2 separate regions of the Homo sapiens genome follow, and region 2 is linked to region 1. The links are chromatin loops, found by intact Hi-C in ENCODE. Cell type or tissue: left lung. All regions are shown on one strand. Each heading gives the region's core, and the rest is flanking DNA. Links, peaks and the distances in the headings are about the cores only.

The links. Peaks named below come from ENCODE experiments on the same cell type or tissue, not always from the same donor. Only the 100,000 strongest peaks of a DNase experiment are listed, where the experiment ranks them.
Region 2: a loop joins it to region 1, with 2.5 times the contacts of the local background. A loop is called at or near these places in 64 of 110 quality-filtered maps.

What each region holds. Positions count from the first base shown.
Region 1 is chr11:13,140,692-13,143,608 of GRCh38, forward strand. No RefSeq gene overlaps it. Among named protein-coding and RNA genes, the nearest start is that of RASSF10, 130 kb to the left of the region's middle. In left lung, for the core only: no CTCF peak of the experiment used is centred there; a DNase peak (open chromatin) is centred at 1,800.
Region 2 is chr11:12,973,356-12,976,272 of GRCh38, forward strand. No RefSeq gene overlaps it. Among named protein-coding and RNA genes, the nearest start is that of LINC00958, 15 kb to the right of the region's middle. In left lung, for the core only: no CTCF peak of the experiment used is centred there; no DNase peak of the experiment used is centred there.

The DNA of each region.
Region 1 (2,917 bases), core at 263-2,762:
CTTTTTTTCAGTCCAAGAGGTTTAAGTGCCTTTTCTCTGCTACTAAATAGCCCCTTTCAGTGGCTCTCTGCCCAGGTCTGCTTTGAGGGCCCTCTCTGTGAGTCGGCAGGCTCCTCTTCCACAGGCGCCTGTTTCTCTTCAGCTCTTCCATTTTTTTATGTGACTTGTTCTTTCTGTGTCTCACCCTTACCCCCAAATAAATTGAACAAGTGGGTTTTGGGATCCTCCCTCAGGATAACTCAGCCATGGCCAACCATGCCCCCAACCACAAATGACTAAGAGTGTGAGGCCCTCCAAGCTGCCCACGTCTCCCTCTAGGCCAACTGTCAATTCTAAGCCATCCTTGCGGTTTCTTCTGGGAAAGCTATGGGCTATCCTTCACATCAACAAAACCCCTGGCGACCTGCCTGGGCCTGCCTGGTCGTGCTGGGGACTGTGCTGTGGTAACAGACAGGGCTTCTCTGTCCCATCCACATTCTACACCACGCTGGCACTGGGTGGGGACAGAGGAGTGGGCTGGGGTTGTTGTGATTAGAGTCCAATGCCCCAGATAGTGCCATCTGGAAAGGGCAGCCCCTGGAGATTACTTGGAAACTAGGGACACCTGGGGACAACAGTTAGCAGGTCTGAGATGGGGAATGCAGGGCTGAGGGTGGAATTTCAGGACATTTCAGTTTTCAGGAATGAGCTAGAAGCTAAGAGATGAATGTAGACCCTGTGGTAGAGTCTAACATGCCGATTCTGCAGAGGACGACCGATGGAACATAGACGCACATTTTTCAGAGTGAGGCCAGTTGGGAGATGAGATTGACAGCCAAAGGCTAAGATTGTGCTGGTGAATGGAGGCTAACAAGAAGGGCACAAGAAAAAAGTGGTGATTCAGGCCCTAGGTACAGCTACCGGGGTTCCCTAACACTCTCACTTCATTTTCAGGAAAGCATAGCATTCAATTTCCATTTAGGACCTGTGCTTCCTTAGAGGCGCCCAGATATTCTCCCGAGTTCACCCTTCTATTGGGATTGATTCTGAAAGCAGCAGTTAGTGGCTCATTCATTCATTCACAAGTTCCCATTGAGTCCATTGGCAGGTCCTGAGATACAATGGTGAGCAAAGTACAATCCCTAGCCTTCCAAGGTCCCAGGCCAGTGGAGAGGGCCGACTAGCAAACGGAATTACAGCTCATTGTGATGAGCGCTAGCATTGGACAGTTCCTCTGAAGAAAAGTCCCAGCTGCAGGAAGCAAAAGCAGTCCCACAGGGCGGGGGAAATGGAAGGAAGCCGGGAAGCCAAAGAGGCATAGAGACTAACAGTAAAGGGATGTGAGGGGATTTGGATGGAGCGTCCAAATTCCTGACAGCAGCAGCCAATGCAAGCTTCCTGGTGAAGATAGACTTCCTAAGGCGGTCACACCGCGCCCTGGAGCCGGGCGGGAGTTACCCAGGATAGGTTGAGAGGACTGAAGGGATGGGTTGGGAAGACGGTAGAAGAGGAAGGGCAGCTCAGGAGCAAATGCCTGCTCAGCAGAGCACAGTGGTCCCTCGTTCAAATGGACTCCACCCCCACCTCGGGCGGCTGCTTTTCCATTTGTGAATAGCAAGATAACAACCTCAGGATATCTAACATTTTTTTTCTTACAAAACAAAACAAAAACATACGATACTACCTAGTTCCCTTTGAACTAGTTCCCTTTGAAGTGTTCTTGAGAATAACGTCTGCTCCAGACCTTGGTGGGCAGTGGCGGGTCATGGCCAGCTCCTTTACAGATGACCTTGATGCTGCAAGTCCCGCAGCATGTCTGCCTCCGCGCGGTCACCCATGAGCACCTGCCGCAGCCCACCGCCCTGGGATCCGAGGGAAGTGACCCCTTTAGAGGAAGAACTGCTCCTTTATTGGCCACACCACCCAAATTCCGGTTCTGGGAAGACAGAAGAGGCTCCTGGCTGGGGGAGGAGACAAACCTCCTCAGAATTTCCTTTGAAAACATTTTCTAAGCGAAGGCAAATTAGCCTGAGGGGACATTTCTCTTGCCTTCTTTCAACTCCCCTTTCAAGTTAACAGAAATCTACACTTTTACACCTTGGTGACTGCGGCACTGAATGGTTCTGCCTCTGGAACATAAATCTAATATTTCTATCTCTGCCTTGAACAGGGCCACTTAATTTTTTAACCTGTAGAATGTCCAAATATCAGTGAAACTATAGAGTGTAAAGTGAGACCAATGCGTTTTGCAGATAGGGAAACTGAGGCACAATGTGGGAAAGTGGTTTATGAGGGGCAACAGGGACAGATCTAGAACATGGTGTTTAGTGGCCTGGTGCCCTTTCCCTTCCACTGTTCTGGGCAGGCCCTTCCAGCTCCAATGTGTGGATGGGAGTGAGAGGTGTAGGAGGGGCAGAGTCCACACAGCCCCCAAGCTAGGCCTTGTGTTCACAACCCCTTTCTCTAGAGCTGCTTTTCCCCATTGTGGCCTGGGCCCTGACTCTCAGGGCCACAGTGGCAGGTCTGCTGGGTCTATTGGGTAGAAGGCCAGGGTTAAGTTTCCTTTTAAGAAGTGTTGTGATGAAGCAGAATGATGAAGGGGTCTTGGTGGCAGAGTCCAGGGTCCTGTTCTTGGAACTTCTTCTGTGACATGGGCAAGGGCATTCTCATCCCTGGACGTCAGAGTCCCCACCTGGAAAATGGGAGTACAGGACCAGAAGACTCTGAAGGAACCAGCTCTGATTGCCAAGGCACCCCTGACTGTGGTGCCCGCTCACTCCTCTTTGCCTCAGACAAGCTGGACTTGTCTCCTTGCTTCACAGTTTGCTTGCCATTCTTGTGATTCTTGTGATGCTGGGTTCACAGTGTTGGTCCCTCCTTACCCTGGCAGGCCGAAGGCTAAAACTGAAATCTGAAATGAAGATGCAGACATTGGAGT
Region 2 (2,917 bases), core at 119-2,618, 170 kb before region 1:
GAAGAAGGGTAGAGGAGGGTAGCCAAATGAGACCAAAGGTCTGCAGAAGCCTGTGAACTACCCTGCTTTTCAGAGCACAGGCACCATTTAAATCCAAGCTATCATTATGACTACAAAGCTATTTACTTATTTTAATACTGTATTATTTAATACAGTGAATCAAGCATTTTATGACTTGAAGTAACTTCAGAAATAAAGGTTGGCTTTCCCTGTCATTGAAGACAGGTTGAGAGTTCATTTCTGCTTAACAGATCAAGGTAGTAAATTACATTTTCTATCAGAAAGAAATGTTTAGAGAGCTCTAGGAGGAGCGCTGGGTCTTTGGCCTGAGCAACAGGAATTTGGGCTCAGTGCCCAGATCTCTCTCTCTCTCTCTCTCTTTCTTTCCTTTTTTTCTTTTTTCTTTTTTACCCTGTTCATGACCCTTAGAAGTCACAGAAACCTTCCTGGAACCTCAGTTTCTCTCTTTGAAACAATCACCACTTGCCTCCCTTGGCAAGTTGTATGATGAATAATGACACAGTGTTAGCAAAGTTTCTTTGAGGTCTTTGGATGAAAGACAACCTATAAACTTTGCTGAAGATTTACTGTTTTATTAAAGGAATAGCTGCATATAGTACTCCACTAATAAATGTTGACAAAGGTAAACATTCTTCACTCATCCTAGCAAGAGCAGGTTATTCATCTATTGCAAGTACAATGAGGGAGGGTGTGTTCCAAGGTCATAAAAATTTCTATTAATATTGTCCAGAAACATATTTTGGATCTATATCTACATTGTCACCTGGAGTTAAACTAATGGAGTCAGTCATCTAGACTTACATAATATTGGATAATGAACAAAACAAGCATGTGGCTTAGCTTTGTCCCTTGACTTGGGTATGTAAAGAGTAACATGGATTGCTACTCAAAAAATTAAAACCAGAATTCTGGTAAAACAAGAAAAAGCTTCAAGATGAATATGGAGCCTTGTACTAGGATTGACTTTGCAGAGTATCTTGACAAATTAGACAGGAAGACATATGTTGGCCACATAGGAAGGTTCTAGAGAGATTTCAGATCTGCCATTAATTACTAATATCCAGGTTTCTCATCAACTTAGTGAATTTACAGAGGCTTGAAAGCACCCACATCTGTGGTACCTGGGAATTGTAGGTAAATTCTCTGGTTATGTGGAAAAAGCTAAGGAATATGAGTCTAGGAAACTGGTAGCTCTGTCATTAACTGTGCAATCTTGAACAAACTATTTTCTGGGCCTCAGATACCTTATCTGTAAAATGAAAGCATTGAACTAACAATAAAACTAACTATTTACTGAGCATATACTAAGTACTAAGCTCTTTGTTATATACTATATGTACTTTATCTTATTTAATTCTCTGAGGTAGGTGATATTACTTTCATTTAACAGATGAAACTGCGGCTCAGAGAGTTTGCAAAGTATTTTATGCATAGTCATTTATTTGATAAATATTTGCTAAGCATCTTCTATATATCTTATGTCAAGAGGTAAGGGTAGACATTTAGCTCTCATCCTCAATGAACTCACAATAGGAGTCATCACTAGAAGATGGAAGCCTGAGTATGTGAGCTTAGCAGGTCTAAGCTCTTAGCCTTTTCATTGTACTGGATCAGAATACAAACACGCTGATGTTTCTTCCATCTAAATGAACAAGTGGCTTCTCTCAATCCCACTTTGCCCATCAGCTTCCACCCCATTTAGATGCTTCTCATTGTAGCACTCCTATAATGAGTTGTCTGTACTGCTTGTCTCCAATGCCTGTCCTCCTATTTTCTCTTAAACTCACCCCACTCAGGCTTTTGCCCCAACCAGGCACCCAAGTCTTATCATGGACATCAATGATCTTCACATGCTAAATCTAATGGGCAGCTCCCACTCCTCATCTTACTTGAGTATCAGTGGCATTTGACACAGTTGATCCCCCTTCTCCTTGCTATATTTTCTCTTCACTTGGCTTCTAGGACTTCCCCTTTCTCTTAGTTTCTTTCCTATCTCCTTGGCTGCTCTTTATCAGTTTTATTTGCTGGTGTTTCCTCTTCTCACAGATTCTGAGTGTTGTAATATTCCAGGACTCAGACCTTGGCGCTCTTCTTTGTCTACACTTACTCCCCTGGTGATAACACCCCGTTTAGAACTCTTTAATACCATCTTTATGCAGATGACTCCCAAACTTGTATCTTTGGCCCAAACCTCTCTCTCAGATTTCAAATGTAAGAAACCACTGCCACTTGCCATCTCCACTTGAACATAATAGACACCCAGCATCAGCATGTTCAAATGTGAACCCGCCATCTTTTCTCTGAAACCTGTTCTGCTTGCAGCCTTCTCCATCTCAGATGATTGCAACTTTACCTTCTAGTTCCTCAAACCCAAATCCTTGCGTCATTCTTCACTGCTCTCTTGCTTACATACTCCATAGCCAATCCATTAGGAAACCCGTTTGGCTTTATCTTCAAAATGTATTTAAAGACTGATCAATTCTCACCACTCCCACTGCTATCACCCTGGTCCAAGCCATCATTAACTCTTAGCTGGGCATCTACCCTGTGCTGGGCTTTGTGCCAGATGCCAGGAATGTAGATAAACAGGACACAGTCCCTGCCCACAGAGAGTACACAGTCTAGTGAGAAGACAGATATAAAACTTGATAATCATGATGCATTATGATAAGTGCTGTGGTAGAGTCGTGGAAGTTTAGAAGAGGGTATGTCATCTTTATATCCCTTTCAGCTCAGATGTTAAAGCTGCTCGCCTTAGTCCTATATCTTTAAACTAAGCTGACCCACAATGTACTAGACACCTTAAAGCTAATTAAAACAAGTTGTGGGTTCCATTCACAAATACTGGACCCGTTCATTTACAATACTTCAGTACCTGTCTTTCTACTTTTATTTT